Regions from separate parts of the Mus musculus genome. Here region 1 is linked to region 2. A link is a loop called in an ENCODE intact Hi-C map of the cell type or tissue named here. Cell type or tissue: heart. All regions are shown on one strand. Each heading gives the region's core, and the rest is flanking DNA. Links, peaks and the distances in the headings are about the cores only. Region 1 overlaps Sidt1 (SID1 transmembrane family, member 1). Region 2 holds the start of Spice1 (spindle and centriole associated protein 1).

Evidence for each region. Peaks named below come from ENCODE experiments on the same cell type or tissue, not always from the same donor. Only the 100,000 strongest peaks of a DNase experiment are listed, where the experiment ranks them.
Region 1: a loop joins it to region 2, with 1.8 times the contacts of the local background. A loop is called at or near these places in 6 of 42 quality-filtered maps.

What each region holds. Positions count from the first base shown.
Region 1 is chr16:44,293,091-44,305,328 of GRCm38, reverse strand. It overlaps Sidt1 (SID1 transmembrane family, member 1), which reads left to right. Exons shown (of 25, transcript NM_198034.3): 2 at 4,267-4,388; 3 at 5,357-5,527. Among named protein-coding and RNA genes, the nearest start is that of Sidt1, 34 kb to the left of the region's middle. In heart, for the core only: a CTCF peak has its summit at 5,719; no DNase peak of the experiment used is centred there; H3K27me3 peaks cover 549 bases.
Region 2 is chr16:44,342,148-44,354,385 of GRCm38, reverse strand. Spice1 (spindle and centriole associated protein 1) reads right to left here and starts at 6,985. Exons shown (of 18, transcript NM_144550.4): 1 at 6,880-6,985. In heart, for the core only: a CTCF peak has its summit at 6,648; DNase peaks (open chromatin) are centred at 6,755 and 6,965; H3K4me3 peaks cover 1,931 bases; H3K27ac peaks cover 1,650 bases.

The sequences.
Region 1 (12,238 bases), core at 1,607-9,606, 48 kb after region 2:
CAGTATCTGCCCTTCATTAAGCTTTGTCTTCACACAGCCTGCTTCACTGTGGTAGGCATAATCCATTTTTCTCAGCTGCTCGTTAGCTTCTGGGAAGGCAAAGCAGGGTTTGAGCAGGCCCCTCATCCTCTCCTCTGCCTAATGGCTGATCTGTTCATCTTGCAAAACTGCTCAGTGACAAACAATGCATACTCTAGAATCTTATATTTTTGGTTGTGAGCCTAGCCTTTAATGGCTGAGCCATCTCTCCAGCCCGCATACTCTAGAATCTTTTGTGCAATGTATTGTGTCAGTATCTCCGAGTTTGTTTTTATTTGGCTGGTAAGATCATTATTAAGTAATAAAAAATGTAATTGGATTATGATAACCCAACCAGGAAGATCAAGATGTGGAGATGGATGGGCAGTGGATGGGCTTAATACAGCCATGATGTAGCTTTTCTGCTCCCACATCAGTTCCAACAAAAGAGCTCCCAGGCTGCTGAAACAGTGCTGAGCTCATGGTTGGGCATCTCACAATGGCACGTAGGATCAGCCAGTAGATCGGGAGATGGCTTTAGAATAGTGCTTCCAAAGTGTAGGTCCCAAATTAGGTACACCTACTGCCCACCAGCATGTCTTAGAAATGAATAGTTTGAGGTTCGTTCTTCATCAGCTGAATTACACACACACACACACACACACACACACACCCTAATTGGGGAGGTGGGAATTTGCTAATGTTCAAGAATTTCTGCTATATAATGAAGTGTGGGGAAAAAATGTGAGCAACCCCCTTCTGGCACCAGGTCCCTAAGAAGGAGGTGGCATCTAGGTGAATGAAAGGAAAGAGGAATCCCTCTGTTTGCCTGGGTTCTGACTGCTCTAAGTTCATTTAGAGTAGGTTAAACCTCACTGTAAACACATATGCTGTCTAGTACTAGAATGTTTGCACTACAATTTAAAAAGTCAACCTGCTTCTAAGGTAATTTATTCTGCTAGGCTCTGGGGATTCTGAAAACAATACTGGCAGCTTCCTAGAAGAGCCCGGCAGTGAAACTAACAGCTAAAATACCAGTTAGGCATAAGGGCATGCATGCACCTGTAATCCCAGCACTTGGGAAACAGAGGATGGGAGATCATGAGCTCAAGGCCACCTCAAGCTACTCGAGAAGTCCCATCTAAAAATCAAAACAGAAACAAAGAAATAAAAATAAAATACTGTGCAGTCTACAATAGCATATATAGCTTTTTACCCACTAGGAGGGCTGGGATAAAGATAGCAGCAAGTGTTGGCAAAGAAGTAATGAAACAAGGAAGATTGCTGAATATGTAAATTACTGGAGTGTTAAATGATACAACTCTGAAAAACATTTTGGCAGCTCCTCAAAAAGTTGAATACAGAGGTACTATGTTTTCCAGAAATCTAATCATAGTCTATAGCAAAAAGAAGTGGAAATATATATTCACACAAGGTTGGTACACGGATATAACAGTATTGTTTGTAAATACTCAAAGTGTATAAGTAACACAAATGTCCATCAGCCAAAGACTAGATAAATAAAATATACATATATTTGTGCAATGGAATATTAGTCAACAATTAAGAAGAATGAAGGACTGGTATCAGACAAGATGAAACAGGTACAGTGTGTGAATCAAATTAATTTGTACCCTTTTTTTTTTTTTTTTTTTGGTTTTTGAGACAGGGTTTCTCTGTGAGGCCCTAGCTGTCCTGGAACTCACTCTGTAGACCAGGCTGGCCTCGAACTCAGAAATCCACCTGTCTCTGCCTCCCAAGTGCTGGGATTAAAGGTATGAGCCACCACTGTCTGGCCTTGTACCCCATTTTAAAAATGAAACTGAAAAAAAATCTGAAAAATTGAAAAACTCATACAACTATCAGATAAATCAAAAGAGTTCAAATAGTATTGAGATCATACCGTTTATGTTTTGAAGATTTATTATTTTTACCATATGTATATAGATATTTATCAACTTGTATGTATACCACATGCATGGCTGGTACCCTCAGAGGACAAAAGAGGGCACTGGGTTCCCCAGAACTGGAGTTAAGGACAGTTGTGAGCTACCACATGGAGGCTGGGAACGGAACCTGGGTCCTCTACAGAAGCAGCAAGTGCTTTTAACTGCTGGGCCATCTATCTAACCCCTGTTTATGGATTTTGTTAAGGAAGCCCTATCTCTTAGAGATATACATTGAACTATTTGATAATTGAATAATAAGCTCTGTGTGTGTGTGTGTGTGTGTGTGTGTGTGTGTGTGTGTGTGTGTGTTTCAGGATACAGTGAAGGAAACAGAAAGTATGGGTAAAATAAAATATATTTGTTGGGAGTTCTCAAAGATGAAAAATCCAGATCTATTTATTATAGCTTTCTTCTTACTTTGATATAAGACCGAATATTTTTCTGAACCATTTTAGGTCTCTTAAACAGGGAATGACAGATGAAATTGACATCCTAAGAGATGCAGCCCTGAGGGAAGAGACCAAGGAGAGCACTGAGGGACTCAAATCAGTAGAGAAAAGAGGCCATCAAAGAGGGTATTGAGGGTAGAGCTTAGTCAAAGAGGGTATTGAGGGTGGAGCTTAGTCAAAGAGGGTATTGAGGGTGGAGCTTAGTCAAAGAGGGCATTGAGGGTGGAGCTTAGTCAAAGAGGGCATTGAGGGTGGAGCTTAACAAGAAGGGAGGGAGGAATAGATGAGAGCAGTGTGAAGTGGCAGAAGAAAGGACCAGATGAACAGCTGTGATGAAACTTCTCGTCACAGAAAGGAAAATCAGAAGTGAAGGAAACGTGAGACTCCATGTAGCCACATTAAGTTTGAGAGGCAGAGCCGGCAGAAATCCCGGTTTAACAAAGAGGTCTGCACTAGAGATGTGATTTGAGCAATTATCAGCTGCAACACAATTTCCATGGAGACACACTGTAGGCACAGGAAATGCTCCCTCGGGAGCATGCATTTCTTATCAAATTAATAAGTAACTCTTTGGCTGTCCTAACACTGAAAACGTGAAGCAGTGGCTTGGTCAGGGAGAACGGAGAGAAGTAAGTGCTAGGGTAAAACACCCTGGCTGGGTCTGTTTCCTCTCAGCCCGCATGTGTGATAGATCTTTCTTCCCAGAGAGAGAGAGAGAGAGAGAGAGAGAGAGAGAGGGAGAGAGAGAGAGAGAGCGCTTGCCCCACCTCCCACCGCCATGCCTGTGTACATGCATGTTTGCATGTGTAGGTGCAGGTGTACATGTGTGTATCTGGAGGTAATGAATGAGAGATGTCTTCACTAACTTGCCAAGCTTACTCACCGAGACAGAGACAAAGACAAAGACAAAGCGGATATAGTTAATCCCTCTTGTCAGTTTGCTCCAGGGGTCTCCTGTCTCTGTATCCCAAGGCAGAAAGGCAACCTGGCCCACTCAGAATTTTACTTGGGTTCTGGGGATCTGAATTCTGATTTAACCACTGAGCTGGCTGCTGAGCCATTTTACCAGCCCCCTAATGAAGACACTTTGAAGAGAGAGTAAAAGCAATAGACCCATAAATTAAAATGTCACGTTTAGTAAGTGTAATGTAAGTTTTAGTTTCTCTTCTACTCTTCTTTATTTTCCTTCATTATTTTCTATATTTCATATGGTACTGTACATTTTTTAAGGAAAATAACAAAGCCCTGTAGCTCCAGTAGCAGCCTCAGCTTCATCCACGATCACCCTGTGTGCTCTGTGAGCTGCTGGTGAGGACGGTTATGTTAGCGACCTGTTTACCCCTGAGCAGGAAGGACTCAGCCTCCATGGGACGCTCTGCAGGATGGAGAGGGAGCAACAGACCATCTCGTGGGTTGTTTAAAAAAAAAGAATGGAAACAAAATGATTTACCATACCCGAAGTTTATCAACAGCTGGGGGGTCTTGTAGACTATGAAGTGTGTTGGGGATTGTGATTTTGATATTATTTATATTCAAATAAGAAAAAATACATCCATCTTTCTTTTTCTCTTCTGGAGTTATTCTTGAAGCCTTATGTCAGTCGGCTGCTCAGCTCCAACTCCTAAGCTTGCTGTGAGAAGGCTCCGTAATTTGGCCTCATCACAGAATAATTGAATCAGAATTTTTAAGCAGATTATATCCAATGCATCCATTATTTCCTGGGGCAACTTCAACATGTGGTCAAGGTTGAGACCCACTCCGGATAATAAAAGACAACTTGGGGCGTTTGGGGTGCCTGTCATGAGAAGAAATGTCTGGAGTCAGTGAGTTTGCTCTCGCCTGCCTCACAGGTGACAGCCGTGCGGGTGCATGTCAACAGTTCCTCTGACAACCTGGACTACCCAGTCCTGGTTGTGGTTCGCCAGCAGAAAGAAGTGTTGTCCTGGCAGGTCCCTCTGCTCTTCCAAGGACTGTAAGTATTCTCCGCCCAGGCAACTTCACTACATTTGACACTCTACAATGTCCTTAGACTTAGCCAGGTTTTTTGTTTTGTTTTGTTCTGTTTTGTTTTGTCTGGTTTTTCCCTCTTAGCCAGAAGAGAACTCAGGCATCCAAATGCCAGGGTAGTGCATGCCAAGTGCAAACAGTGGATGCCCCAAGGCTGATCAGTGGTATACATTTCTATTCTCTCTGAATTTCAGATGAGCATTCTGTCTAGCACTTCAGTGGCTAGGCCATTTGAACAATGGCCTATCATAATATTCTATCCCCTCTTTTGAAAATGGATCATCCCATACCAGTCGACGTACAAGCAGCATGAACCCCATCTTCAAAAGTCTCTTCTGTGTGCACTCTTCGCTCAGTGGTATTTACAGAGCAGAGCCAAGAGGGAGGTTCAGGAAGACGCTATGAAAAACAACAGAACTCTCTGCCCTGGCAGAGTACCTGTTGTGCCATGGAGAGTTCATTAAAGCACTGTGGCATCCATACAAAGCCCAGAAGGTGTAGAGAAACAGGCAGCTGAAGTGTGATTGCATGGTTTTTAAAGCTGCTGGAATTTGAGTGTTAAATACGGAAGTTTGATTGTTTTCACTTGAAATCAGTGAAACTGAAAAAAGAAAAGATTCCGTTGGCTGCTTAATTAGAAGAGTTCCTTCCTCAGATTTTAGTGGTTTTCCTTGAATGACTTGGGAGTCTGACTTAATGGAATATAGACACTGCTAAGGATACTGGTCTGGACATAATAGTCTCTATGTCCCTGTCATACGATGGATGTCAACGATAGGAGTTCCAGGATTGCTATCAATGGGCCCAGCCTGAAATTGAAAGCATAGGACTTGAAGCCAGATTAGAGGGGCGTAGTGTGAGATAGCATTCTCCCTGGCTGTGTTCACTGTGTCTCCTTCTCCTTGCTGATGTTGTCTATACCCGCGGCTACAGATACCAAAGGAGCTACAACTACCAGGAAGTCAGCCGCACTCTATGCCCTTCAAAAGCAACCAATGAGACGGGCCCTTTGGAGCAGCTGATCTTTGTAGATGTAGCGTCCATGGCGCCCCATGGTGCCCACTACAAGTTGCTGGTCACCAAAATCAAGCACTTCCAGCTCCCGTAAGTAGGTGACGATGACTCTCGGTTTTCGGCTCTGTTTTGCCTGTGGATACCCACTCAGCTCATGGGCCATCATTACAATAAGCCGATCATTCTTCGAACCTGAGCTCAACTTGAACCTTCAGGGAGGCCCTGCCTTTGCCAGTTGTACCTTTGAGCTCTTACTGTCACCTAGCGGTAGCCAGTAAGAATTGCAGGGCTGATTTTTCAGTGAGGTCGTTCGAGCCCTCGGAAAGGAAGCTATGAAACTGAAGCCATTCGGTCAAGGTAACGAATGACATGCAAATCTATTCTGCCACACTGTTGTCTGTTTTCACTTCGTGTAATATGGCTTTGTGGCCTCAAACAGACCTTGCAAGCATTATGAAACACACAAGCCTGAGGAGAGGATGGTGGTCATGGAGTCCAGATGAGGGCTGTGGTAAGAACCAGACTCCAAGTATTGAGAATGAGCCCTGACATGGCAGTTTCTGCCATACAGTTCAGAATGACAGACTAGAATGCATAGAGAACGCGTTTCGCTGATGCTCAGGGATTTTTGTTGTTCTTATTTGAGACGGGAATCTACCTATGCTGCCAGTCTAGCCTCGGACTTTTAGGCTCAAGCCATCCATCCTCAAACGTCTACCTCCTTAGAAGCCATGACAAGAGGGATGCATGGGCACCCAGCTCTGAGGTCCAGAGAGATGCTAGGATCATGTCCAAACTCACAGAGACAAAGAAAGGTCAAAATCAAAGCTCAACTCTGTTTCTGGCTTCCTGTTCTTAGACTCTCTCCTCTTTCCATTTAAATCACATCGTCCTGCCGGGTAGTGGTGGCACACGCCTTTAATCCCAGCACTTGGGAGGCAGAGGCAGGTGGATTTCTGAGTTTGAGGCCAGCCTGGTCTACAGAGTGAGTTCCAGGACAGCCAAGGCTACACAGAGAAAACCTGTCTCGATAAACCAAAATAATAATAATATAATAACAATTATTATTATTAATAAATAAAATTTAAAACATTTAAATCACATCGTCCCAAATTTACACCTTCCTAAATATGCTTCTCAATTGCACAAAGCATTTGTTTACTCTAATTCAGACTTCAAAGTGAGGCAGTTGTGCCTTTAAACTCTTTTCACACACATGTACGTCATTTTCCCAACAACTCCCAATGACAATGGGTGATTCTGTGTCATTAGGGTTGGTAGTTGTAGGCAGGGGATGGTGGGAGGGGGCACTGTAGGAACAGGCAGCCACTAGGTGGGAGGAGGGACATAGAATGGGGTAGTGGGAACATAGGAAGGCATTGAGAATGAAGTTGTCTGTGTTGCACGATTAGTAGTGTGAGGGATGGGTTTGAAGGAGACAATATTGGATGCAGAGAGATTAGAAGGCTAATACAATGAATGGTCAAGGTAGAAAGTGAGGAGGTGTCTTGAAAAATGTAGGAGGCGAAATTCACAAAACTTGAATGAATATGAAGGGAAGGGGAGTTGGGGGGCAGAGAATGGCATTGCATTTGGTTAGAGGAAATGAAGATTGAACAGTGTGACTGACTGCATGACCGGTCTCAAGCAAGAGCAGCTTCACTGCTGGTCAAGGAGGTTCACAGTTAACCTCTTCCTCTTCTCTTCTTGGCTTAGAAGGCACTTGAAATGTAGAAATTACCAAAACTTTGCTTCGATGAAATACTTTTTGATCTTCAGCTAAGCTTTTTGCTTTATGGGGAATGTCAGACTTACAGCATTACCAACAAGCTGTATCCACACATCGTAAACTTCCGTGTATTCATTCACTGGATTCTCAACGCTGTGGCCCAACGGTCCAGGGTGGAGGCAGTCTCGCTGAATGCAAAGCTGTGGGTTGATCTGTTCCTAAGGGCTTTGCCTAGGTTTAGTATATGAAGGGGAAGAGACTCCATCCCAGCTGGAATAGAAGACTGGCTGGCTGGTTTTTAGGCATTACCAGTGATTGCAGTCTGGGCTACGTGCTTCCAGATTTTGGCCTCTTATTCAAGTTCTTGAAATAAAGGTACACAGACTTCAAATTAGAACAAAAAAAAAACTATTCAAAAGATAATCAATAGTACAGATCAGAAATTAGTAGTCAGGCGTCCAGACCATGCACATCTACTCAAAGGTCTTGGCTATTATTTGGGGATCCTTTTATGGGGTTCAAGAACAGGAGGAGTATGGTTGATAAGGGCAAATCCCAGATGGTTCTATTTTGTTTGGCAGGCATAGATTATGTAAACCTTTGGTCATTGTGCATTTCCTTTCTCATGATGCTCAACTCTGCATGGACTCAAGATAATAAACAGTCAATTCTCCCTAAATCTTCACTCAGAAGACACAGTTTGCCTTACTGTGCATGAATCCAAAAGTAGTTCAGGCCTGACTTGACACCCTTCTGTCATGCTCAGAGATATCTAGAGTAAGAGTAAATAGAAACTGCCCTTTCTTGGTGATCATTGAGGGGAGGGGAAAGTTATTCTTTTGTTTGGAGGGCAGTGTGCATGCACTCAATGCAGGAAAGAGATTTTAATCTTAACAGGCTGTTGGGTGCATTATTAGGAGAAAGGTGAGAAAAAAACCCCAAACAAGTGGAGTCCCAGGATGATGATCTATTCCTTACGGCAATAAAGTCTCAAGATAGCCAGTGCAAAACAAATGGGAAGCAGTCTTCAGCAGAGATGTGTGATTTGGTACTGGTACACACTTCTCTGCTACCTCTCTCCAACTTATCCAGCATACGGCTGTGGCTTTCAGTTGGATTATAAATGGAGGTACAGTTATCCAGCCTGCATCCCTCCTCCTCCTCCTCTTCCTCCTCCTCCTCCTCCTCCTCTTCCTCCTCCTCCTCCTCCTCCTCTTGCTTGGGATGTGGTGTTCTCTAAACCCCAGGGTGTGTTGACAAACTCCTCTTGAAGGGCCAAAGTCAAGAGTGGACAGCGGGGATCTTTTCCTATGACTAGAAAGCTGGAAGACGACCTGCTGGTCATTAACAAACTGACCCAAATAAAACAAAAGAGAAATTCCCTACTGGAATTCTAGAGAGCACTGAAAGGGAACAGAGAAAACTAGCAGAGATGGAGAGTCATGGGTGAGAGGAGGAACAAAATAACAGCCCCCTGAAGAGCATGGGGATTGGGTGGGGCTGGGGAGTGCTCTGCACATGGCTCCTCTAAGGACTGGGACCTGCTGCAATGAAGATGAGGGGTAGCCAGCTGGAATTAAGGGCGATGAAAGAGTCTGAGTAGGAAAGAATGACACCCAGTGCCAATGATGTGTCTTAGGGTTTCACTGTTATAAAGAGACACCATGACCAAGGCAACTCTTATAAAGGACAGCATTTAATTGGGGTTCATTATAATCATGGTGGGAAGCATGGCATCATGCAGACAGAATTGGTGCTGAAGGAGCCAAGAGTTCTACATCTTGATCCATAGGTAGCCAAAAGGAGACTGTCTTCTGCAGGCAGCCAGGAGGGGACGTCTTCCACACTGGGTGGAGCTTGAACATGAGGAAGCCTCAAAGCTCATTTACATATTGAAACCCTTCCTCCCACAAGGCCACATCTCCCAATAGTGCCACTTCCTATGGGCCAAGCATATTCACATGACCATAGTGAGAATGACCTTATAGGATTAGTGAACTTATCTAGTAGTAGTAGTAGTAGTAGTAGTAGTAGTAGTAGTAGTAGTAGCTATGCAGCAAGTTTGAGACCAGCCTGGACTACATGAGACCCTGTGTCAAAAAATGCACCAGACCCTGTACCCCAGAGTTTCAGTGCATGCTCCCTCTTTTCCCTATCCTGTCTGCCCCATGGTCATTATTTCATATTGCCTTGTCTCAATCCTATTTTTGCTACCTTTATGTTTCTAGTGGGTGTTTTGTTTTGTTTGTTTTCTTTTTTAGGTCTTAACCTGCAGTATTTGTTTGTAATTTCAGGGCCTCATAGGGTTGTAATAGGGTGCTTGCCTAGCATGCATGAAGCCATGAGTTAGCCACCCAACACTGCTCAAACTGTGTGGAATTCCATGCCTAGAATCACACCACTTAAAGCGGAGGCAGGAAGATCAGGAGTTCAAGGTTGTGCTCAGCTACAAAGCAAATTTGAGGCCAGTCTGGAATACACCAAATCCTGTTTCAAAACCATGCACATGCAAAAGAAATTTGCATATTTCTTTATAATAAGAGTAACAAATTTTACCAGCCATCTCTGAGATAATCTCCTATTGCATAGGGAGCAAGGATCTCTCTATGTCAGCATGGCAAGGCTGAGAGATAGCTCAGCAGTAAGAATACTACTGCTCTTCCAGAGGGTCAGAGTTTGGTTCCCAGCCCTAACATGGTGGCTTACAACCACCTGTAACTTCAGTTCAGAGACTCTGACACCTTCTTCTGGCCTCTGCAGGCACCCACAGACACATACATACATACATACATACATACATACATACATACATACATACACACACACACACACACACACATACACACATTTACATTAAAATAAATCTTTTTTAAAAATTCCAACATGGAGGCAGGAGGGGCATCCAAGGTTCCACCTCCTGCTGTGGCCCTATTGACAGTTGATGGCTGCTACAGTAGGGAAAGTCACTTTTCTTCAAGGGGTGACCACCAGCAGGTTGGCCATGCCCTAGTGGAGGAGGAGGAGGAGGAGGAGGAGGAGGAGGAGGAGGAGGAGGAGGAGGAGACAGACGGAGACGGAGACTCAAAACCAGAAGTGAAATATACTGGGGATAAGCAGGGGGAATTGAGTCAGGGGCAGAAATGTTTAACATATGTTGTAGACTTCTACAAGATTTTCAAAGGATAAAAGACTAAACTAAGAAAAATAATGTGGATAGCGATAGAGAATCACACTCAACATTGACTGACTTCTGGCCTCCCCTCCCACATGTGTGGGTACCCATGAACATGGGTACACACACACACACACGCACACACACACATACAAGGGGAAGAGTAAAGGAAAAACTTAGTTGCAATAGTCTGTTACTTATTTTGAAATGATAGACAAATGAAGGAGTGGAAAAGGCAAAGATGATAAATAAGGGAGTTGATATTTGAAGATGCTGGGTCCCAGAGACAGAAAGAAATGTGGGATCCATATGCACGAGGGCAGATCCCATCCCAGAAGGATGAACCCCGGAGAGCAAGAGGTATCAGGAGGGCTGGCTGGAAGGGCAGGGACTGGAAGGGAGCTCACAATAAATGGCGATCAGCAGATAACGGGAATGACAGTGTGAAGTCCATGGTGCAGAGTAATAGTACATCATTTCCTCAGCAAACAAAGTGGGATTTGGAACACCCTCTGTGCCCTGACAGGAGCTCACTGATATGAGACTTAAGGTCCTGTGAGTCTTATGGTCCCTCATTCAAAATTACTGACAGTTTGTCCCTAGCGCTCCAGGAACTCACCTTTTCTTCTGTCTTCTATTTTATTACTCTTCTATAAATCTTTCTTCTTACTCCATCCCTCTGTGTGCCCCTTCTGCCTACTCTTTTCCCCATCTTCCTTCCATGCATTTCCTCTCCTGACTCAGAAGTCTTTCCTTTCCCTTCTTCCCTTACTTTAATCACCAAAGCAGCTTGTGTAAGTATTTGTTTCCTGTGTTTCATTTTGAAACAGATGAATGGAAACTTTGATGCCTCTTGCTTTGACACTGAATTGCCAGTGAGTTTCCTTAGCTTTGTGCTGTTAACTAATAGGAGCCTATGATAAGATACACCTTGCTCACCTCAGTCAGGGCCACTCTAGCAAATATTGTTTCATCTCCATGGACATACTGTTGCTTTTGTAGCTACTGTTAGCTCTGCAAAAAAAACTAGAAGGCTTAATTGTTTCTATTTTAAAGGCAATAAAACTCAAGGAACCAAAACAAACAAACAAAAACAAAACAAGAAAATAGAAAGTCTATGTTGATCCAGTATTACAATTGTCACTCAAATCATGAGGGACATTTATAAAAATTAAATTCCTGGTCAAAGTACACAGATTGCTTCAGGAAAGTTCATGCTTTCTGTTGCTAACCTAGAAAGTCAGTGTTGACTTTGTCATTCCTCTGATCTGGCAATGAGAGCATCAAAGGTCCCATGTAGCCCTGCTAACAGCAGATGACACTTCCCAGATTTGAAAGGGCTTGTCCCAGGCCACACACAGCACAGCACTCTGGTCTTTACTCTGGCTATGGACTCTAAAGTGGACACACCACGTCATCTGATATTGATGCTAGCATCTTTAGATGACTCGAGGTCAGAAGTTTACTACAGTGCTACTGTAGAACCAGTCACCTATGTGGGTAGCAATTTATGCCAAGAGTTAATATATAAAATTTCCATCTGCCACGGGACCAGCACCAGTCGGCCTCTCTCAGTCCATGGGGAATCAAGGTTCTAGACAGGTGGGCATGGAGTTGGTGAGAAATGACAAACAATTACAAACACAAGGGAGTGCTGTATCTGGATGCAATTTGTCAAATTGAGCACCAGTCTTATATTACAGACAAAAAACAAGAAGGCTAGGCAAATACATTTGCCAAGGTACACTGGTTCTTACACAAAACAAAGAAAATGCACACATAAAAAGATTACAGGAGCCAGGCAGTGTTTACAACTGAGAGTAGAAACAACCCTTAATTAAGATCAGCTAAACACAGGAGCCAGGTGAATGCTCTGATACAATGCTAGTCTACTGTTAAA
Region 2 (12,238 bases), core at 2,537-10,536:
TTATGTGGGTCAGTTAGGATCATTTAGAGGCAGTGACTTAATCCCTTGTAGAGTCTTTTAAAGATTTCCGTAAAGTATCCCATTCTTTAAAAGAATTACATTTTATTCCGTGTGATGCTTTCTATGCTGTTCAGGAAACAAAGAGCAAACCTTTGTTAGAGACAGACAAACAGAAACACACAAGACACACACACACAAATACAAATACAGATAATTGCACACCCATACATACAGACACTTGGACAGATTTACAAGCCAGGCTTTGGGCAAGCACAAATTCAGACTTATAAACAGACAGAGGACGAAGACACAGGCAGTATGGAGTGGAGGATTCAAATCTGTACTCCCTCTTGCTTAAATGACCCCAAAAGGAAGTGCTTGCGCTTCTTTCCTTCATGTATTCACACGTTATTGGTAACTCAAAGTCCATCACTAAGACATATTATCCACCCACCAAAATAACTTCAGAACTGTGAGGCTAACCCTCATACTCCTTACTAGCCGACTGTCCTGCTGTCATCACTGTCCCTCGCCCATACCTGTCTCTCTCCCCAGTGGAGACCACAGACCCTTGCACATGCTAGGCAAGTGTGGTACTCTTAAGCTACCCCTTCCCCTTCCATTAAGTACTTTTAATAAAATAATTTACTGTGACAACGATGCCTACACTCCAGTGTTTCCCTAACACAGTCTTTCCAGCTCTCTATACTGTCTTTCTCTTGCTACTTCTTACTCTCTAAACGTGTTGTCTAATTTCAGAGCTTACAATCCAGCAAAGGAGGTAAGTCACGATGACTACTTATTTTGTTTTTTCCTGTGGTGCTAGGCTTAAATTGATGCCCAGGTGTAAACTATGCCAGGCAAGTTTCCTCACACTGACCCCTATGGCAGACCAACAATTCAGACTTGGTTTACCTATTTTTATTTCAAACTTTGTTAACTTATATGAGTTTTGTAATGTTTTCATACATGTACATACATACTTTGATTCTATCCACCAACTGTCCTCTCTCCTCCCCCTCCAACTGGTCCCCTCCCTCTTCACAAACAATCAAGTGTTTCCCTCCTACTTTCACATCTGTTTCTGAACTCCAGAGAAAACAAGTAATACTTCTCTCTGAGTCTGGTTTATTTCCACTTAGTTCTATTTTCCTGCACATAGGATTTCATTCTTTTTGTGGCTGGATAAATATTCTCTATATACATCACATTTTCTTTACCTACTTATCTGTTGATGGATATCTAGGCTGAATTCACAGCCTGGCTTGACTTCTACTGAGAACAGTATCATAATAAACACGGATGCACAGGTATGCCTGTGGTGGCCTCAGACTCCTTTGGGTACATAGCCAGGAGTGGTACAACCACAATCATAAGGTGGTCCTTTCAGTGTTTTTAGTTTGAAGAACCTCTATATTGGTTGTACTAATTACATTCCCAACAGCGACATACAGGGGCTCCTCTTCAGCTCCCAATATCCTCACAGTATTTGTCATTTTTCTTGATGAAAATAGTCATTCTGGTGAGGGAGACTCTCAATGGGGCTTTGTTTGCATTTCACTGATGTCTGAAGATACTGAGTATTAAAAAATAAAAATAAAAAAAAAACTATTTCTGTGTATACAGAGGCCAGAAGAGGATGTCAGAACCCCTAAAGTCAGAGTTATGGGTGATCATGAACCACCCAATATGGGTGCCATGAACCAAACTCAGCCAGTCCTTCAGAAGAATAGTACTGAGCCATCCATCCAGCTCCGGAACATTTTTCTCTTGTATTTATTGGTCATTTGTACTTGTTTTGAAAACTGTTTGGTTCATTTGCCCACTAATTAGTCGATGTCTTTTGTGTGTGTGTGTGTGTGTGTGTGTGTGTGTGTTTAGTTTTTTCAAAGTTCTATATTCTGGTTATCAATGCCCTGTCAAATAACTACAATACAATAGGGAAGTACTTTTACCCACATTGAAGGTTATTTCTTCCTCTTTGAGTTCCAAGTGTGCAACTTTTTGAAAGGGCCTAACATCTCTGTCAATCCTTTCATTACCTTTACTTGCTTATCTCTGGGGTGAAGAAGGAGCACATGCGCACTGTACACATGAGGGCCAGAGAACAGTTTGCAGGAGTTGGTTTCCTCCTACCACCATGTAGACGTCAGGGATAAACATTGGTAGCAAAATCCACCGGGCAGCTCATCAGCACACATTTGTCAACAGTCTCACACAGAAAGATTCTGCCTGTGCCTGTATCTTGAGAGTTTTCCTGGCTTCACATCACCTTCCATTAAGGCTACTGATCAAGTCTGAACAGAAGTTTTACAAAGTGGGGGAAGGGATCTGGTTGCAGTTGTACGTAGAAACAAGACCTTCTCAGCATCATCTGTCGCCAACAACTAAGTCTTACAGTGGTGATGCCAGTAGCCGCTGTAGCGGAAGCAACGAAGGTCGGCTAAGGCAGTCTAGGTTCTTACTACATGCAGACTGTCCTAAGCTCTTTGCACCTATTAGTCTCTTATTACAACAGCTCCATGAAGTGCTTACTACTTACTCATTTTATAGATGAGGAAACTAAGGGGCAAAGAGTTAACCAACTGTGAAGTTCACTTGCAGTAGAAACACAGCCAGCACTTAACCGGACATGGAACAGACAAAAGTCAAAATGAACCACTGCATTTACAGACACTAATATTCCAACAAGGTGCCAAAGCAATTCACTTCAAAGAGCACTGTTTTCAATATTCCTTTGAAAAAGTCCGACTCCTACCTCATACAGGGTACAAAAATTAGCATATAACATGAAGTCATATATTAAAATGTCAGAACTAAAACTGTATGACTATTAGAAGAAAGCATGAGTGTAAAGAGCTGTGAACCCTAGGTCAGGCTGGAGAACAGAGCCAAAAGCACAAGAAACCAAGATGTAGGGAGGACAGTTGGGTTCATCAAAAATTTTAAATATTGTACTCAAAGGTATAATCAAAAAAAGTGAAAAGATACCTAATGCAGTGGCAAAAGTTATTTGCAAATCACTTACCCGGTATCTAGAATATACATAAAAAATTCTCATAACTGGACTAGTCAAACAACCAAATTTAAGTGGGCATAGGTCTTGAATAGGTATCTCCAAATAAGATACTGCAGATGGTAAATAAGCACATAAAAAGAAGAGATTGTCAATATGGGGACTGGTGAGATGGCTCAGTGGTTAAGAACCCTTGCTGTTCTTCCTGAGAACCTGAGTTCAATTCCCACAACCTACATGTTGTTTTACAACCATCCGTAACTCCGGTTCCAGGAGATCTGACAACCTCTTCTATCCACCAAAGGCACCAGGCAGCACACGGTACACATACATACAGGCAAAGCATTCATACAATATAAAACAAGATAAACCTTTTTTAAAAAGTGACCAACATAATTAAATGCCAGTCAAAACCAGTCAAGGGTGACTTTAATAAAAAAAAAAAAAAAGTATTGGCACAAGTTTGAAGAAACTGGAACCTTCATATATTTGATTGGAATGTAAATTTACATAGGCGCTTTGGAAGACCAGTGGGAAGTTATTCAAAAATTTAAACAACATTACCATGTGACTCAGAAATTCTCCTACATAACCATTAAAGAGAATTAAAGACATTAGTCCAAAGAAAACCCTGTAAGTGAATGTCCACAATAATATTATAGTTAATAGACAAAAGTGGAAACATCTCAAAATGCCCATTAATTGATGACTACATAAATATGTGACATATCTATACAACTGGGATGTTATTTGGCAATAAGATATAAAGTACTGACACATGCTACAATGTGAATGAAGTTTGAGTATATTAACTATGAGAACCAGGAGGCAGGGCAGCCCTGTAACCTCAGGGCTCAGGAGAAGAGATAGGCAATCCCTAAATTGGCTAGCTACATTAGCCAAATTAGCAAGTTCTAGATTCAAGGGAGGTACCCTACTACAGTTTATAAGATAGAGAAGAACCAACCAAGACACCCAATATCAACCTCTGACCTACACACACACACCATATGCACCTGTGAGAAAAAGTTAAATGTAAAAAAGCAAAAAACAAGAACTGCATGTATAAACTACCTGATGTTAATATATATGCATTGATAATGAAGAGCCTTAGCACTAATCCCACAATTCCGTGAGACATACACTGTCTTAAGAGATAGCACAGCACAGTGGCTAAGAATACAGCCTGGAACCAAAGTCTATGGATTCGCTCTGTTGATAACCCTAAAATGAAGCTAATTAAATAGGTAAGCTGCTTGGAACCCCTGCCTGACACATACTAAGTCCTATTTAAGTGTTGATGACATCAGTGACAATTTTTACCTCTTTTCTCAAATGAGGACAGAATCACACTGCTCACAGTGACACAGATAACAATGAGGAGAGGAAGGAACTGACACTCAGTGTCCTGACTATAAAGTATACGCTAGGAAACCACAAACAACGGATCAACTTTGCTGGGTAAAAACAAGCAACTCTTCAAAAGGGAGGGAATTTTTATTTCAAATTATATTTAAAATATTACATTTTTTTTCATAAGTTAAAACTCTACCAGCCTCAACCCTGGAAACAGTCATGAATCTGACGCATACAAAAACTTACAAGTAGCTAAAAGGGGTTAAAGGTCCATGTGCCTGTTTACCTCTCAAAGGCAGTTGTGGGGAACTGAGGGAAATGAGCACTGTTTGTTTGAGGCATAACAGAGACTAGAGGTATTTTAAGGGCAGTCAATAAATCGCAGCACCCTGCAGAAGTGGGGCCAGTGTGGAGAAAATGAGGAACGTTAACTGCTTCCTAACGCTAAGAGTGCAAACCCTTCCTTACTTCTCAGGCACTTTCCTCTTCCGCGGCTTCCACAACACCCTTTTTCCTGCTATTTCACTACTCTTTCCTCTTCAGACTACGCTGGACTCTTTCCTTGGAAAACGTAGCCAAGGGCCCTCATCTCGGTCTATCCCTGTCCTGTCCTCCTCTTACACGTGTCCCTTCACCCAATACTGGGGAACCCTACCACACCCCCACGCACTGGATGTGAGCAATGGCAGTAAACTGCAAATGAGTCTAGTCATATGCCAACTTCCACTGAGCTTGCTTTCTGGACCATCGTGAGGTCCAACAGCCCCCTTAGTGATTCTCAGAAACCTCTCAGCAAAGCTATTCCTATACCGGGCACACAGACACATAACTAAAGGACCATAACTAGACAGTTTCTAATGAATGTTTCCTAACTGTCCCTAAAACATCAAGCGTCCTTTGCTGTGCATTCACTGCCCTTCCATACACCTCAGAGTATAGTAAGATGCAGCTCGTTTGGCACAGCCCTCCCAATCCTCTAGATCTAGATACCTAACTGTTTGACTCAGTTACTAAACTTAGAGAATTGCCATCCTTCTTGTTGCTCTGGCTTAAGCGTAAGCATCGCCTCTGGTTCCTAACTGTCTCTTTGTCTGCTATGTAACACAATCTATAAATCCTTCCTTGAAATATCCCGCCCATCTGTCCGTTCTTTTCCATTTCTACTAGGAACAATTCTGAACAGCCTGTTATTAATTTTCCTGTAAGGTTTTCTTCCCATTCATCCATCCACTCCACGTTATCAAGTAACTTTCAACGTGCTTGCTAGGCACCAAATAAAACAAAACAGAGAAGTAGCCTGTGCCCTCTCAGAGGTACGTTTCTCAAAAGATCATAACTAAACAACTTCTTACAAAAGGCAAGCCTGAAAGTTAATTCTTTGTGTCAAGGAAGTTCCTAATCTTCAATACACATGAAGAAAAGCTGCCTCCTCTCCTTAATTCCCTCCACAAAGTCGGGCTGAAAATAAAGAGTAAATAAAAGAAAATCAGAATGCTGGGCAGTGGTGGCCCAAGCCTTAAATCTCAGCACTTGGGAGGCTGGGGCAAGCAGATTTCTGAGTTCGAGGACAACCTGGTCGACAGAGTGAACTCCAGGACAGCCAGGGCTACACAGGGAAACCCTGTCTTGAAAAAAACAAAAAAAGAAAGGGGGATGGGGGGAGAAAATCAGAAAGAAAATGTTCTCTGCAAGTGGGTGTGTGTGTGTGTGTGTGTGTGTGTGTGTGTGTGTGTGTGTGGAACATTTACAGAATTTGTTTCAGTCTGAACAATAACAGTCTAAAAGCTAACTGAGGGCCCCTGCAATTTGAGGGCTATACAAAAGACCACTGGAAGCCCTTGCCTGCTCTTAAGGAGGGATGGTGGAATTCTACCAGATTTACCTTAACTAGTATGAAAACAAACTGGGGGACAACCAGAACACTGTCCCTGCCATCAATCTTACCCGGATACAGGGATACAGGGATCTCAACGTTTTACTCCCTCGTAAGATTTTAATGGAGCCCACTGTAGAGAAAAATCCAACTTCAAGAGCTGCTCTTCGTGCGGCCCCAGTTTTCCCTCCCACCCATACTGAGACCCAGCTGTGACCTTCACAAGCAGTGCCATGCACTGTCTGGAACAATTTCCTATTTTTGACTCCCAAGCTCAAGCCTGTCCCAAACTTTCAAACGGCCCCTTCCTTAGAAACCCTCACCTAAACGCTCAACTTAAAGGACGCGCCCTGTCCCAACACCCGATACTCTGCCACTCCCTAGCGGGACAGTAAACAACTGCATCACCCGCCGGCCTCGGGATTTCTCCCGCCAGCAGGGTGCGGGAACGCGGCGCGCGTGCGCGGGGCCCGCTGTCCCGCGGGGGATCCAGGCGCTCCCCGGAACCGCACTCTCAGGCTCTGCGAGGCGAGCGGCCGGCCCTGGGGTGCGCACGCCCACCCGGGCGCCGAGACCCAGGCGGAGACGCCGGCCGCTTCTCCTCGCCCTATGCCCCCGCTTCACCCCAACCTGCCTTGCCGCTGGCCGACTGTGCCTCCGCCCCGACTAAAAGTTCAGCCTCCAGAACCACAGAGCCCGCCACGGGGGAACGCGGAAAGTGGCTTCCGGGCCGTTGCCTGGGTTACCAGAGCTCCGCCCCCACGCCTTTGCGTACATCCGGCGAGCTCCTCCGAGGCGACCCAGAGGCGGTACTGGCGTGGGGCTCTGCAGTTCTCACCCAAAGGGCCAAATGGCGCGCCTGTCATAAGCCTCTAGAAGTCTCCAAAAGAAACTTGCACACCAACCTCCACATACCGCACTTCCTTGCCTTAACTTTTGATCGTTTGCTTAGAAATATGTCTTGCTACCTCCCAGTGGAGCCAAACGCGCTAGGTTCACCGGGAACTAAAACTGACCCTGCTCTCAGCAAGTTTACAACCCCATAGCAGCAAGCTATTGACGACCGAAATGTATAAGGTGAAAACTGTATACATGCTAAGAAGGAACTGTACAAACTAGATAGTGACCTTATGGGAATATTTCAATATCGCAGGAAAGCTGAAATGAAAGGAGGAGTAGATTATTTAAAAAGAAAGAGCATTTCTACAGAGGGAATTGCCTGTGCAAGGATGTACGTCAAACTGCAATGGAGGAATAGAAGTTGAGAAAACTTGGTGATTGTGCTTGGGTGGAGGCAGGATGTGCATAACTTCATAAATCATGTTAAGGACTTTACAATGAATGTCTTACCCTTGATAAGTTCCTTGGAAACCCCTGACCTTCAATTGTTAAGGGGAAAGCTACACACGGATCAACAGGTGTATATTCAGTGTCATCCAGGTGCAATGAACTGCCTTCTGAGACTTTCCACTCTGATCCAATGTGGACGTGTTGTCTATGTAATCGTCATCACCCCTTCCTCTCCAACTTGCTGTAGTCACTTGCCAAGTAACCAGCACTGGCTCTCCTAAGTGCTTGTCCATGCTGACTCATGCCCCCCAACTTTAGGTAAGCCCCTACCTAAAGTTGATGGAGCATCCTGTTAGGTCTCTGCTCCGTTAATTCTCTCACTCCCCTAGATAACAGTAGTATACTTTCTTATTTATCTCCTCTAACCTCATGCCAGTCTATGGACTTGCTTCTCATTTCGTTTTTAACACTGAATTAATTTCAGAAAACTTAAATCCGCTTCCATCACTGTTTCTGCCTTCTATCAACATATTTACCCACAGAGTTCATCTTTTCCTTCAACTTCCAAAACCCAATGAAACATGTGTGCGCATGCACACACACAAGAAAACTACAAAGTACATAATAATCAAATCAATCAAAACTAGTGATAAAGAAAAAAAATCTAAAAACATATGTGCACAAGAACATAAAAAGGGTATATAACAATTTCTCTTTAGAAACAAACTAGACAGTAGGACAATAATATATGTTGTTCCACTTGCTTCCTTGTTTTATTCTTTTCCATATATATATATATATATATATATATATATATATATATATATATCTTGTTTATTTTATGTATTTCATACCTATTAAAATGCATTTTCTTTAGAAAAATAATTAGCAAACTGATTCTGAAATTCTTGTGAAAGACCTACAATAGCCAAAATCAAAAGAACAAAATTTGATTTCTAAACATGACTGATTTTAAAACTTATTATGAAGATTATAGCAATCATAATGTCATGATATGGATCGACAGTTATACTGTCTGGGTTTGTGTGTCAACTTGACTCAAGCTGGAGTTATCACAGAGAAAGGAGCCTCCTTTGAGGAAATGTCTCCATGAGATCCAGCTGTAAGGCATTTTCTCAGTTAGTGATCAAGGGTGGGAGGGCCCGTTGTGGGTGGTGCCATCCCTGGGCTGGTAGTCTTGGGTTCTATAAGAAAGCAAGGTGAGCTAGCCAGGGGAGGCAAGCCAGTAGCATCTCTCCATGGCCTCTGCATCAGCTCCTGCTTCCTGATCCAGTCCTAACTTCCTTTGATGATGAACAGCAATGTGGAAGTGTGAGCTTAATAAACCCTTTCCTCCCCAACTTGCTTCTTGGCCATGATGCAGGAATACAAACCCTGACTAAGAAAACAGTCATTCAAATATATCAATGAAGTAAAGCAAAACTCAAAGTAAACTCATACAAGTGTAGAAAACTAATGTTTCATAAAGGTAGTTTAGTGGAGAAATGGTAGCTTTAAAAAATGAATCTTAGCTGGGCGTGGTGGCACACGCCTTTAATCCCAGCACTCGGGAGGCAGAGGCAGGCAGATTTCTGAGTTCGAGGCCGGCCTAGTCTACAAAGTGAGTTCCAGGACAGCCAGGGCTATACAGAGAAACCCTGTCTCGAAAAACCAAAAAAAAAAAAAAAAAAAAAAAAAAAAAGAATCTTGCTGGAATAGTTATATTTCCATATGCAAAATAATGGATCTAAACAGTATACTGATCACATTCAATAAATTAATCAAAAAAGGAATACAGGACTGGGGATATAGCTCAGCTTGAAAAGTACCTCCTGCCTAAAATGGAAAACCCGGGTTCCATCCCCAGGCCAGGCATGGTGGTGTACATTTGTAATCTGTGGTGGTTAATTTTAAATGCCAACCTGAGAAGAGAGCCTCAGTTTAGAAATCACCTATATCAGATTAGCCTCTTGACAGTCTGTGGGGAATTACCTTGATTTTTGATTGAAGTAGAAGAGCCCAGCCCACTCTGGGTGGCAGTTCATCCCTGTATTTTTTTTTTTTTTTTTTTTTTTAAGGATAGATGAGGATAAGCCAGCTAGCCTGCAGTATTCTCTGTTTCTGCTGTGCCCTTTGGCTGGACAAGTGAGTTCCAAGGTCTGAGGTTCTACTGTGTGGAATAGCAAATATGTCAGCCTTCAAGTTCTTGCCCTGAATTCCTGCCTTGAGTTCTCCAATGATGAACTGTAATCTGGAATTTTAAGCCAAGTAAACCTTTCCCTCCTCTGTGTTACTTTTGACCAGGGTGTTTTTACAGAAGTAAAGGCAAAAGAAACTGGACCATAAGCCTGGTGCTGGGAGGCAAAGACCCATGGACCCTGGAGTTCATCGGCTAGCCAGTCTAGTTGGATTGAGTCCAGTGTCAAAATATAACATTGAAATTTGTGAATTAATTTGCTTGACATTGACCTCTAGCTTCCACGTGTGCAAATGGACAAAAGCAGAAAATATTGAAGAACCTATGTGGGTTGGGCAAACATAATCCATAAATATAAGATAAACTGGAATTCATTAAAATTGAATTTTTTCTCACACTTCCTGTTAACAAGTCAAAAAGCCCATAGACTAATACAAGTATTTCAATTAAGGACTTATATTTTCATATATATAAAGATATCTCAAGGTGTCTGGAGCCCACTGTGTGATACAGTCATCCCAATTCTGGATCTTTATCAAAGAGGAAGGAAAATATGGTCCTACAAAGACTTATACATGCAAGCCTGCAGCAGCTTTGTTTGTAATAGCCAAAAGCTGTTATCTCAGATAAACACTCATCAACAGATAAATGGGAAAACACATTGTTACATATCTACACACGGAAACACTGCACAGTCAGGAATAATAACAAACTATTGCTACAGAAGCCTTTATGTATATCATAGTTACTGTGCTGAATGGAAGAAACCAAATAACATATATTCTATGGTTCCATTTATATAAAACTTGGGGAAAATGAAAACCAATAAAGAGTGGCAGTAGGTGAGTGGGCTCTTGGGATAGGACGGAGCCAGTTAGACGAGGACGAAGGAATCTCTGGAAAAGGATGGATATGATCCTGTCCTGGTGGCTTCACAGATTGTGTGTGTGTGTGTGTGTGTGTGTGTGTGTGTGTGTGCGTGCACGCAAAACAGGTGTTGTTTTTAAAAACATTAAACTTGTGGAAATTGACATATGTCATTTGTACCTTTTGTACCTCAAGAAAGCTATTTTTTTACCTTTTTTTTTTTTGGCTTGTCCTAATATGCTCCCAAACCACAGGACACCCACTATCCATTCAATCCCTCTTCAGCTCCCCAGTGCCAACACCTAACCAGAGAATCCCCAAAGCCTTGTCTTTATTTCACCATAAACGTTTTCTGCTCTCTAGCTTTTCTTTCTTTACTTTTAAAACACTTTTTTACGATTTTATTGTTGTTGTGGAAATCAAATTCAGTGTCTTACTTCTGCTAGACACGTGCTTTACCAGATTACAGCTGTCAAGCCTAACCTGACTTTGAGTCTATACCAAACACAAATGACAGTGGTTGGGTTTCTTGCTATGCCAATCTCTGAATCAATGACACCTTTTTATTCTCAAAAGAGGTCAGCTGATAAGTCTTCAATTATTTCTACCACTTTGGCTGTGGAAGATTTTACTCTATTGTTTTATTCTTAAACTAGGAAGACAATCTTGAGTATCACTGTAAGAATAAACATTATTAATACTTCCTGATTTTTACAGTGTGAAGATTGAAACTAAAATATGTTATATGAATCTCTGATCAATTCTGGGAGGAAAACCAATACGGAAACTCTCAGTTGTGATCAAATCCCAACCATCAAGAGGAGGATGCTGCAGGAATTGTTGGTCCAATTCTGTTGTTATCTATGGACAAGCTGTTGACCATTTGAACGTTCAGTCAAACCAGCTGCTTCTTTTGCTTTATTCTCTTGCTTGGAAGAGCTTGGCCAGTTCAGGGAAGACTAGAAGCAGACTTTTTCACCATTAGAAGATTCTCTAGTCTTGTCTATAGTCAACTGTATTATAAAACGTAAACTTCCCAGTGTGTTCTCATCATGATATGATGAACAAGAGCAGCTACACGGGATAATTTAAAGCTGTAAATTATGTTGTTGCACGCTAGAGATAGCAGACATGATTTAATGTTTTTTCCTGCTGGGATTGAATCTTGATTGCTCCCATCTCTCCTTTCCATGCCTACATTTGGAATAGTAATGCTTATTCTGGGCTGCCATATAATTTTCTTTCTGATTCATGTTTAGGGAATCATGTTTAGGACACGTTGAACACTGTTGTCACTGTTAAGGTCATGGGACTCTTAGAGATGGTCTATGTGCACTGTGTGCTATGAGATAGAGGATGAAGGTAAATAATTATGGTTTGGATCAGACGTGTTCCCCACAACAGTTTGTATAATGGAAGAGTGGTCCCCACCTTTGGCACTATTGAAGATATGACTGGATCCTGAGGACTCTGACATATTTAATGGACTAATCCCTTGACTGTATTAGAAAATGAGATATTATTGGGAGATCAGATCCAATTGGAGAAAACAGATCACAGTCGGCATGCACTGGAAAGATATGCTACCTCCCTTGTTCCTTTATCTCTCTGTGCTTCCTACCTACCTTGGTGAGGCACC